Linked DNA regions of Homo sapiens: region 2 is linked to region 1. A link is an interaction called in ENCODE POLR2A ChIA-PET data of the cell type or tissue named here. Cell type or tissue: MCF 10A. All regions are shown on one strand. Links, peaks and the distances in the headings refer to the core of each region. The heading gives the core; the rest is flanking DNA.

The links. ChIA-PET counts read pairs that join two places held together with the same protein. Peaks named below come from ENCODE experiments on the same cell type or tissue, not always from the same donor. Only the 100,000 strongest peaks of a DNase experiment are listed, where the experiment ranks them.
Region 2: POLR2A ChIA-PET joins it to region 1 with 5 read pairs; 3 of 35 experiments call an interaction of 5 or more read pairs at or near these places.

Annotation. Positions count from the first base shown.
Region 1 is chr16:22,068,356-22,073,428 of GRCh38, forward strand. The region is part of intron 1 of MOSMO (modulator of smoothened); the gene reads left to right. It overlaps LOC124903665 (a long non-coding RNA gene), which reads right to left and starts at 3,199. Exons shown (of 3, transcript XR_007065027.1): 1 at 3,127-3,199; 2 at 2,511-2,610. RefSeq lists a silencer at 2,453-2,747. In MCF 10A, for the core only: no CTCF peak of the experiment used is centred there; a DNase peak (open chromatin) is centred at 2,496.
Region 2 is chr16:22,234,318-22,239,390 of GRCh38, forward strand. The region is part of intron 2 of EEF2K (eukaryotic elongation factor 2 kinase); the gene reads left to right. Among named protein-coding and RNA genes, the nearest start is that of EEF2K, 31 kb to the left of the region's middle. In MCF 10A, for the core only: no CTCF peak of the experiment used is centred there; a DNase peak (open chromatin) is centred at 2,174.

The DNA of each region.
Region 1 (5,073 bases), core at 533-4,532:
TAAAGTGTACAACTTATGAAGTCCTTAAAATGGCCTAAAAAATAAAATGTACAACATAGTGGTTTTTCATACATTCACATATATGGATTTTCTTATAGTATTGTGCAACTATCACCAATGTCTAATTCCAGAATATTTGTAACATTCCAAGAAAAAGAAACCCTGTACTTCCCAATTTCTTTTTCCCCCATCCTCTGGCAACCACTAGTCTATTTTCTGCCTCTTTGGATTTGCCTATTCTGGACATTTCACATAAACGGAATCATACAATATGTGGTCTTTTGTGTCTGGCTGCTTTCACAAAGCATTGTGTTTTCAAGGTTTATCCATGTTGTAACATGTATTAGTAGTTCTTTTTTTTAATTGCTGAAAAATTCATTGTATGGCTATTTTGTTTTTTATTCATCAGTTGATGGACATTTGTATTGCTTCTACTTTTTGGCTATTATGAATAATACTGCTATGAACATTCATATATAAGTTTTTGTGTAAAGATATGTAGTCTCTTCCAACCCCAAGTTGGTGCACTGCAGGACAATTCAATTCTGACACTAATCACCTGGAGTTAGTGCAGACCTCACAAATTAAGGACTCAGTTCTCCACAAATTCAGATGCTGCCCCCAATGCAGATGCTATCCACAAGGTCAGGGGGTCCCCAGGCTACCTCTGCTTCTCACTGGCTACAACTTTAGGGGTTCCCATGATCTCTTCAGGTTCAGTAAGGAGATACAGTGCTTTGATAGGAGCCCAGAGGACAAGCACTCAACTCAGGATGGGAGTGTAAGAGCTTGTCAAGGAAGATAGCCCAGGAGCAACTTCTAAGCTGCAACTGGAATTTCTAGTCATAGGTACTAGCCAGGAAAAGAGGTTTGATAGAGTATTGTAGGCAGAGGGAACAGCATATATGAGGGCCTGGGGTGTGTATAATATAAGGAGATATATGAATTAGGAATTAATCTAAGAATTAGAGCATCAAGTATGAAAAGAAATGAAAGACTAGAAGCAGTATAATCCAGACCTTTACAGCCCATTTTAAAGAGTTTGGATTTAGGACAGAGAGTCACTATAGAAGAGCCAGATCCAAGAAAGATCCCTAAAGAACACAAAATTTTAACAAATGGGAAAGAAAAAAGTGTGTATGAAAGGAGGAGAAACTAAAGAGGCAGGAGGAAACCCAGTAGATATGGAGGGAGTTACCAAAACCAAAGGAAATGTGTTTGAAGAAGCTATATCAAATGCTGCTAAAATGTTTTTAGTCCAGGACTTTAAATGTTAAGCATCCATTAGAGTTGGTGTTATGGAGTGAGTGAGCTTCACAAGAGCTCTATCAAAATGGTAGTTGGGGCAAAAGCCAACCTTCAGTAGGTTGAAGAGTGAATGAGACTCTGGGAAGTGAAGGCAGCAGAGGAGGAGGAAATCTGGCCATGGCTGGGGGCACGGGAGGTTAGACAAAGCAAGACAGAAACAGAAAGCATGATGCCCCTGGAGGACGTGTTGGCATATGGGATAGTTTTGTTTTATGGTAGGGGAGACTTAAACACATTCAAACATTTTTGAGATCCAGAAGAGGATAGATATGAAAAGAGAAAATAATGTATTGGGCAAGATCCCAAAGAAGGGGAGGATGGGATCCAAAACACAAGGAGAAAGGATTGTGAGAATGAAAGAATGAATGTGTTCAGATACATTTGTAAGTTTGATGGTAGACAGTTGAGGATTTGCTGTCTGATGGCCTCTACTTTTTTCTGAGAAATAATAGAGACTGATACCTACTGAATATGAAGGAAGTGGTAGATTTTTTAAAGGAGAGTGCAGGAGTCTTGGAACAGCCTCAGCAAAGAACAGTGAAGCACGGAATTAGTGAGACCTAATTAGTTTCTAGACAGAGATGACGGCCCTGAGATTAAAATTTAGAAATTTACAGCAGCACCCGTCTGCTCTGATGTGATTTTCTCCATCAGCATTCCACAGCCTGAAGGTTAGTACAAGAAGGAAGAAATTTCTATTGAGTCAGGGCTATCATTTTTGCCAGGTGGGTGCATGAAAAGATAAAAGGTGGTAACATAATGGATCAAGGACTCTAGGCTGGGTAGGGAAAGACATGAAGGCAAGAGGAAAGTGAGAGACTGGGAGAAACTGTAAGGATGGGTGACTGTAAACTCCCGGGAGGGTAAGAACAGGTGAAAGTCACAGGAAGGCATACTACAGTGGAGAGTAGGGCTCAGCCCCAGCCTATTATGTTACTCAGGTTTTCAGACACTGTCCATGTGTGGCTCATTAAGTTTCTTTGATTTACCTGTTCACTCTTTTTTTTTGGCCAGTTTGCTATTTATAAGCACCTATATCCTAAAATACAATTTAGAAATCATAGCAGATAAAAATCATCACCACTAGCTATGTTTCTAGAGGAAAAAATTAGGTGTGTGACGTTTTTAAGTTACCCGTAGGCTGTTGTTTTGTTTTTGTGCTTCTACTCATTCAGAGGGCGAGCTGCCAGCGTCTGACTTACCCAGGGAGGTGCACAGGGCTGTGTACACTGGGGTCTTTCCCCTTCCTGCTCCCCATCTTCACGTGCAATCCAATTCTAAATTTCTTCAGCCAGCCCATTGCTAAAACATGAAACTCCGTAATTTCAGTTCAATTGGGATACTACCCCTCGCTCAAATACAAATGCTCTTGGGAAAGGCAGTATGTTAAGCTTTTATCAATCATTAAGACATTTGTGGTAGAGTATTTTTTGGCCTGTGTAACCAGTGAAACAGCTTGCCAAGAACAGATTTTATTTCCCCAAGGAGGAAGTAGAGCAAGAGATCCACATCTGTGGTAGGGATTGGGCACTCCAAATCATAGTACCTAGAGCTGACAGGGAGAGCCCCGTGAGAGGAGGAGAGCATTGTCCGGAGGAGGAAAACGTAACAGGGAGATGGAAGAAGATAATAGCTAATGTTAACTTCGCTATTTTTGCTCAAATCCAACCCTGTATGGGAAAACGCTCTCTCTGGCCAGGTTGGCAAGCACTCCACATGATTTGCTCTGACAGACTGGTGGCCGTGCGCCTTTCTGCCTTACAGCCCCTGTGTTACAGATTTTCTGTGACACTGCTTTTACATGTAGTGATGACATACCTTATAATCATCCTCACTGTGGCAACAGACATGCTCAGACTGGCTGTATTAAATCGTTTTAACAGTGTCTGGATTTACAGATGATGAGCGTCGAAGCTTCTTAAGATGCCCCCACTTAATGGAGTAAGACTCAGGATGACTTTCCTTTTGTGTGTTATGCTGCACAGGTGAGATGCTGAGAGGCATGTGGGATGCTGTAGTTTCTAGTTCCATTTCCTTTTTCCTATTGTGTACAAGTCTTTTATTTGGCTGGGTTAGTTACCTAGGAAACAGCTGCAGGGTACAGATGGATTGGCTGTTTGGGGAATGGAATTACAGGCCCCTTCAAGAGGCAAAAAGACCTGTTGGATAAAACAAAAATTCGTGAATGGCTGAGCTTGTATTTAATAAGTGTGCAGAAACCACATTAAGATAGCTCTACAGTAGAGAACTTATTTAATGCAGTGCGATTTTAAATTTAGCTTGTTTTTAATACATTTAAACTCACTTAATGCTTATGAATTCCACTACTGCAGGCCATTTTGGGGTTTCCAGTGGAGTGGAAGGTGCAGTTCCCTCCTCTGAAAAGCTCATGTCCTGTTTGGGGATAAAAAGAAGCTACCTTAAAGTAAGTGCATGGTTGTATGATACAGACTAAATGTGTTAAGGGAATTTAGAAGAAGTAAAAGATCTTGACTATTAATGTGGGTGATGAGTCTGAAGCTCAAGGAGGTAATTCCTTGAGGTAAAATATTAAATTTGAAGGCCTGGTGAAAGTTCGGGTACTAACAGACCTGAATTTATAAGATTTAATAGTAACAGCACAGTTAGCCTTGCAAATTCCCCCAGTCAGCTTACAGAAAATATATGACTGTGTTATAAATGTTGTCAACTTAGAGTCTCACTCAAGAAAATGAACTTTAACAATGTTGACTGACCACTGTTTGCATTAGCCCTTGCATATTTAAGGAAAGTCTATTTTTACTGAATGTGTGAGCATATTAGTTGTTGAATCTCTGACTGCTACTATGCTGAGCACGAGAGAGACTCAGCAAAATATTTGTGTATTGGCTGGGTGCGGTGGCTCACGCCTGTAATCCCAGCAGTTTGGGAGGCCGAGACGGGCGGATCACGAGGTCAGGAGATCGAGACGATCTTGGCTAACACGGTGAAACCCCGTCTCTACTAAAAATACAAAAAAATTAGCCGGGCGTAGTCGTGGGCGCCTGTCGTCCCAGCAGCTCGGGAGGCTGAGGCAGGAGAATGGCGTGAACCCGGGAGGCGGAGCTTGCCGTGATATCGCGCCACTGCACTCCAGCCTGGGTGACAGAGCGAGACTCCATCTCAAAAAAAAAAAAAAAAAGTGTATTGATTTTCTTATATACAGTATGCCTTCTGTTTGTCGATTAGCATTAGCTTTTTTTCTTCTAGAATAGAGCTGCTATTTGGTTTTGATTTATTGTGATAAGGAATTTGATAAATACAGGACTATAGCTATTCTTTTAAAGCTAAACCGTGGTCAGATTATTTGCAGTTTTATAGAAGGTGTTGAAATTTTCGTGCTTGTTCTGTTTGTAGTCACTTGGTGTGGTGTGCTAGACAGAGGAGGAGGAAAGCAATTCCACTCAGAATCTACAGGCACAGGAGGTTAAGTTAAATTTCATTTCTAACGCTGAGAGAGTAAGAAAGTCAACATAAGGATACTCAAATATTTAGAAGGAAAGTTCAGTTATGATGTACTGAACCTACAATTTTTAATGTTTACCAGCAAAAAAAATCAAATGTAAATCTAAGTTCACTAGGTATGTAGTTACCTTTGTAACTGTACAGACTTTGTATGTTAAATTGAGAAGAAAGTTGCTAATATAATAATTCATAATATTGCATTTTGTCAGAGGGTCTTTCATTGCCAGCAGTTACATCTTTTATAAATGGAACAGTGACTAGAAAAGGATAATTTGTTAACGG
Region 2 (5,073 bases), core at 619-4,618, 170 kb after region 1:
AGGCCGAGGCTGGTGGATCACCTGAGGTCAGGAGTTGGAGACCAGCCTGACCAATATGGTGAAACTTCATCTCTACTAAAAATACAAAAATTATCTGGGCGTGGTGGTGTGAGACTGTAGTCCCAGCTACTCAGGAGGCTGAGGCAGGGGAATCACTTGAACCCGGGAGGCGGAGGTTGCAGTGAGCCAAGATCGCACCACTGCACTCCAGCCTGGGCAACAGGAAAAAAAAAAAAAAATTTTAGCAGTTTTTGGAAATATAATTCACATGCCATACAATTTACCCATTTAAAATGTACTATTCAAAGCCTTTGAGTATATTCATAAAATTATGCATCCATCACCACAACCACTTTTAGAACATTTTACCCAAAAACTAAATTCTATACCCCTTAGCCATCACGCTCTAATATACACATCCCACCCAGCCCCAGGCAAACACCAGTCCACTTTCTGCCTCTCTGGACTTGCCTTTTCTGGACGTTTTACATAAATAGAATCATACAACATGTGGCCTTTTATGTCTGGCTTCTTTTGCTAAGCATAATGTTTTTTGTTGCTTTTTTTTTTTTTTTTTTTTTTAGGGGCGGTTTCACTCTGTTGCCCCTGCTGGAGTGCAGTGGTGCCATCTCTGCTCACTGCAACCTCTGCCTCCCAGGTTCAAGTGATTCTCTTGCCTCAGCCTCCTGAGTAGCTGGGATTACAGGCAACATGGTGAAACCCCATCTCTACTAAAAATACAAAAAATTAGCCGGGCATGGGGGCGCACACCTGTAGTCCCAGTTACTGGGGAGGCTGAGGCGCAAGAATTGTTTAAACCTGGGAGGCAGAGATTGCAGTGAGCTGAGATTGTACAACTGCACTCCAGCCTGGGAGACAGAGCAAGACTGTGTCTCAAAAAAAAAAAAGTGCAGATATTTTGCTATTAAGATCTTAGTGTATAGTTCAGACTTTACTGTATTTCACTTTAAATATACACAAATATGGACATTTTGTTGCTACTGTAGAATCATGCTATATATGTCTTCAGTAACCAGTTTTTTTCGGCAAGCAAGAAATCATCATGTCTTTTCAGATCAGTAAATATGGATGTAGTGTCTTGATGGCTCTGTCAGCCCATTGTATGGCTACACCACAGTTTCTTTAAGCATTGCCTCTTGTGGGATACTTAGGCAGTTTCCACGTTTGTTTGTTTTTGAGATGGAGTTTCGCTCTTGTTGCCCAGGCTGGAGTGCAATGGCACGATCTCAGCTCACTGGAACCTCTGCCTCTCGGGTTCAAGTGATTCTCCAGCTTCAGCCTCCCAAGTAGCTGGGATTACAGGCATGCACCACCACGCCTGACTAATTTTGCATTTTTTAGTGGAGATGGGGTTTCTCCATGTTGGTCAGGCTGGTCTCGAACTCCTGACGTCAGGTGATCTGCCTGCCTCAGCCTCCCAAAGTGTTGAGACTACAGGCGTGAGCCACCGCGTCTGGCCAGTTTGTTTGTTTTTTAAGAGATAGGGTCTCATGCTGTTGCCCAGGCTGGAGTGCAGTGGCACAATCATGGGTCACTGTAGCCTCGACCTCCTGAGCTCAAGTGATCCTCCCACCCCAGCTCCCCAGGTAGTTGGGACTAAAGGCATGCGCCATCACGCCTGGCTAATTTTTGTATTTTTTTTTTTGTAGAAATGGGGTCTTGCTATGCTGCCCAGGCTGCTCTGGAACTCCAAGTGTCAAGTGATCCTCCTGCCTTGGCCTCCCAAATTGCTGGGATCACAGGCATGACCACTGTGCCTGGTTTCCAGTTTTTTGCTGCTGTATTCCATGCTGGGTTCCACTGATAATTGTACCAAACCTCTAAGTGCATGTGGCATAGATTGTGGCCTCTACACACCACTGTTGGTCTCTTTCCATTCCAGAGCCTCACTGTGTTCCCCCACTTCTTCCCGCTTCTTTTATTTGAGCCCTTGAGTTTGGTTAAGCCCATTACTGCTCTGCAGGAGGGGAGAGTAGTTGGGCTGTCTCTGAGTTGTATTTCTTTTTTTTTTTTTTTGCCTCGACTTCCCAGGTTCAGGTGATCCTTCCACCTCAGCCTCCTGAGTAGCTATTACTACAGGCGCATGGCACCATGCCTGGCTAATTTTTTGTATTTGTAGTAGAGGCAGGGTTTCGCAATGTTGCCTAGACTTCTGAGCTGTATTTCATAAAGTCTGCAGAAGTGATGATGGGGAAAAAAATGATTTTATAACATGAAGTGACTGTAACAGGTGATAAAGGCTTGGGTGAGTCACTGGATGTGTCCTCAAGTAACCAGGGGCCTTGATTACTGTGATAATGGCAATAATAACAGTAATATAAAATTGGCAACAACAGTGATAACATCCCACGTGCCAAAACATTTGCAAACACATTGCCGGCACTCCACCCTCACTCCTGGCATACTCGATGAAGTAAATTATTATTACTATAGTAATCATTATTATTATTTCCATCTCCCTTTCCTGGTATATAATTATTATGATTTCACTATTATTTATTTTTATTTTGTACTCTCAGACTTTGAAGAACCACAGCCTTTCTATTCTGTAGCCAGAATTATGTTTTCCTTTTTTTATGAAATATCCACAGACCTCTTTTTTTTTTTTTTTTTTTTTTTTTTTTGAGACAGAGTCTTGCTCTGTCACCCAGGCTGTAGTGCAGTGGTGCAATCTCAGCTCATTGCAACCTCCACCTCCTGGGTTCAAGCGATTCTCATGCCTCAGCCTCCTGAGTAGCTGGGAGCACAGGCACACGTCACCACGCCCAGCTAATTTTTATATTTTTTGTAGAGAGGGGGTTTCACCATGTTCACCAGACTGGTCTCAAACTCCTGGCCTCAAGTGCTCCACCTATGTCGGCCTCCCAAAGTGCTAGGATTACAGGCATGAGCCACCACACCCGGCCCATAGCCCTCTGTTCTATGTAAGATTAATTAACCTACTCAACAACTGAGTTCCGGAATCCTTAGAAATAGAGGATATTAGAGCTGGCACGGCCTTAAGAATCATCTAACCTGGCCAGGCGCAGTGGCTTATGTCTGTAATCCCAGCACTTTGGGAGGCCAAGACAGGTGGATCACTTGAGTCCGGGAGTTTGAGACCAGCCTGGGCAACATGGTGAAACTCTGTCTCTACAAAAATACAAAAAATTAGCCAGGCGTGGTGGCGTGTGCCCATAGGCCCAGCTACCCGGGAGGTTGAGGTGGAGGTTGAGGTTTCAGTGAGCCATGATTCCATTACTGCACTGCAGGCTGCGCAACAGAGTGAAACCCTGTCTCAAAAAAAAAAAGAAAAGAAGAAAACTCGTCTAACCCAGTAATTTTTGTTTCTTAACTTTGATTTACACAGGCATTACCTAAATACATTCTCATTGTAAAAAGAATGCAAACAACATAGATAAACTGAGGTCTCTTTGAGCAACTTCTTATCCCTTTCTATTCCCAGAGATAAGAATTATATTAGTTTCATATAAATTACTTTTCAGACCTCTTTTTGTGCATTTGCATATAAGTATACATTTGTGTGTATGTCTACAGACACACACATCCTTAGAAAATCCATGGTATTGATTTGTGGGTTTCCGCCACCAGTAAGTGGTATCATAGTGTTTGTATTGTTCTGTAACTTGCTTTTTTCCCCCCTAAACAATAGGTCTTAGAAATTGCCCATGCTGGGTGCGGTGGCTCACGCCTGTAATCTCAGCACTTTGGGAGGCCAAGGTGAGTGGATCACCTGAGGCCAGGAGTTCAAGACCAGCCTGACCAATATGGTGAAACCTGATCTCTACTAAAAATACAAAAATTAGCCGGGTGTGGTGGCACTCACCTGTAATCCCAGATACTCAGGCAGCTGAGACAAAATTGCTTGAACCCAGGAGACGGAGGTTGCAGTGAGCAGAGATGGCGCCACTGCACTCCAGCCTGGACGACAGAGTGAGACCACGTCCCCCACTCCCTGCCCGGGGGGAATACAAAGATCACCCGTGCTAGCATCTTATTTTGAGTATACCAAGTGTATGTGATCATCCCCCTACAGATGGGCAGTTTGTACTGCCTGATCATTATGGCATTATAAGTGCTGACCTTGAGGCTAGAGTTCAAGACCACCCTGGACAACATAGAGAGACTGTCATCTCTACACACACACAATTTTTTAAATTAGCTGGGCATGATGGTGAGCACCCATAGTCCCAGCTACCTGGGAGGCTGAGTTGAGAAGATTCGTTGAGCCCAGGAGTTGGAGGCTTCAGTGAGCTATGATCCCACCACTGCACTTCAGCCTAGGCAACAAAGTAATAAATACCTGGTCTCAAAAAAAAAGAAAAAAGGAAAAAAAAAAAAAAAAAAAGCACTGATCATCCTTGGACCAGCTTACCTGGACACACCTGGGTAGGTGATAGGAATGGCTGGGTCAGAAGTCGGTGCAGAAGAAGGTTCATAGCCACTGCCAGGTGGCTCTCAAAGATGGCAGTACCTGCTTCCATTCCCCACCTGATGGTAACATTACTGGTGATTTGTAGCTCCAGCAGGAGTCACCCATAATAAGCACTGCCACCCCAGTGAGCCACTGTTTTTGGTGGGAGTGTGTCTACCCTGGGTGCAGGGGCCACAAAAAAGTGGACCACCAGCAGCCAAAACCTTCTTCATCCTTGTTTGTAAACAAGGAAATGGAGGTTCCCACAGCCAGTCAGTAAGCTGGAACCAGAGTCAGGGACATGAATGTTAGTACAGTACTTTTTATACTGTGCTTATTAAAAAAAAAAAAGTCAGTTGCATTAATCCCACCTGTTGCCAATAAGGTCTGGCATGACTCTGTTCTGGGTTTGGAAAAAAGGTAATTTTTATTCTATGAAATACCACACCCTCTAATTCTGCAGTACTTTCCTCCCTGTTTTGTGGTTGGTGCCACGGCATCCAGCCAGGAGGTAATTTCTGTTGCTAATCTTCACTGAATGGGGACGGTCCCTGTTAGTGGCTTACGGAGTGGCGGAGTCGTTTGAGAGAGGCACTGTCAGAGAATTGTGTGTCGTAGACAGAGAACAGGGCACCTGT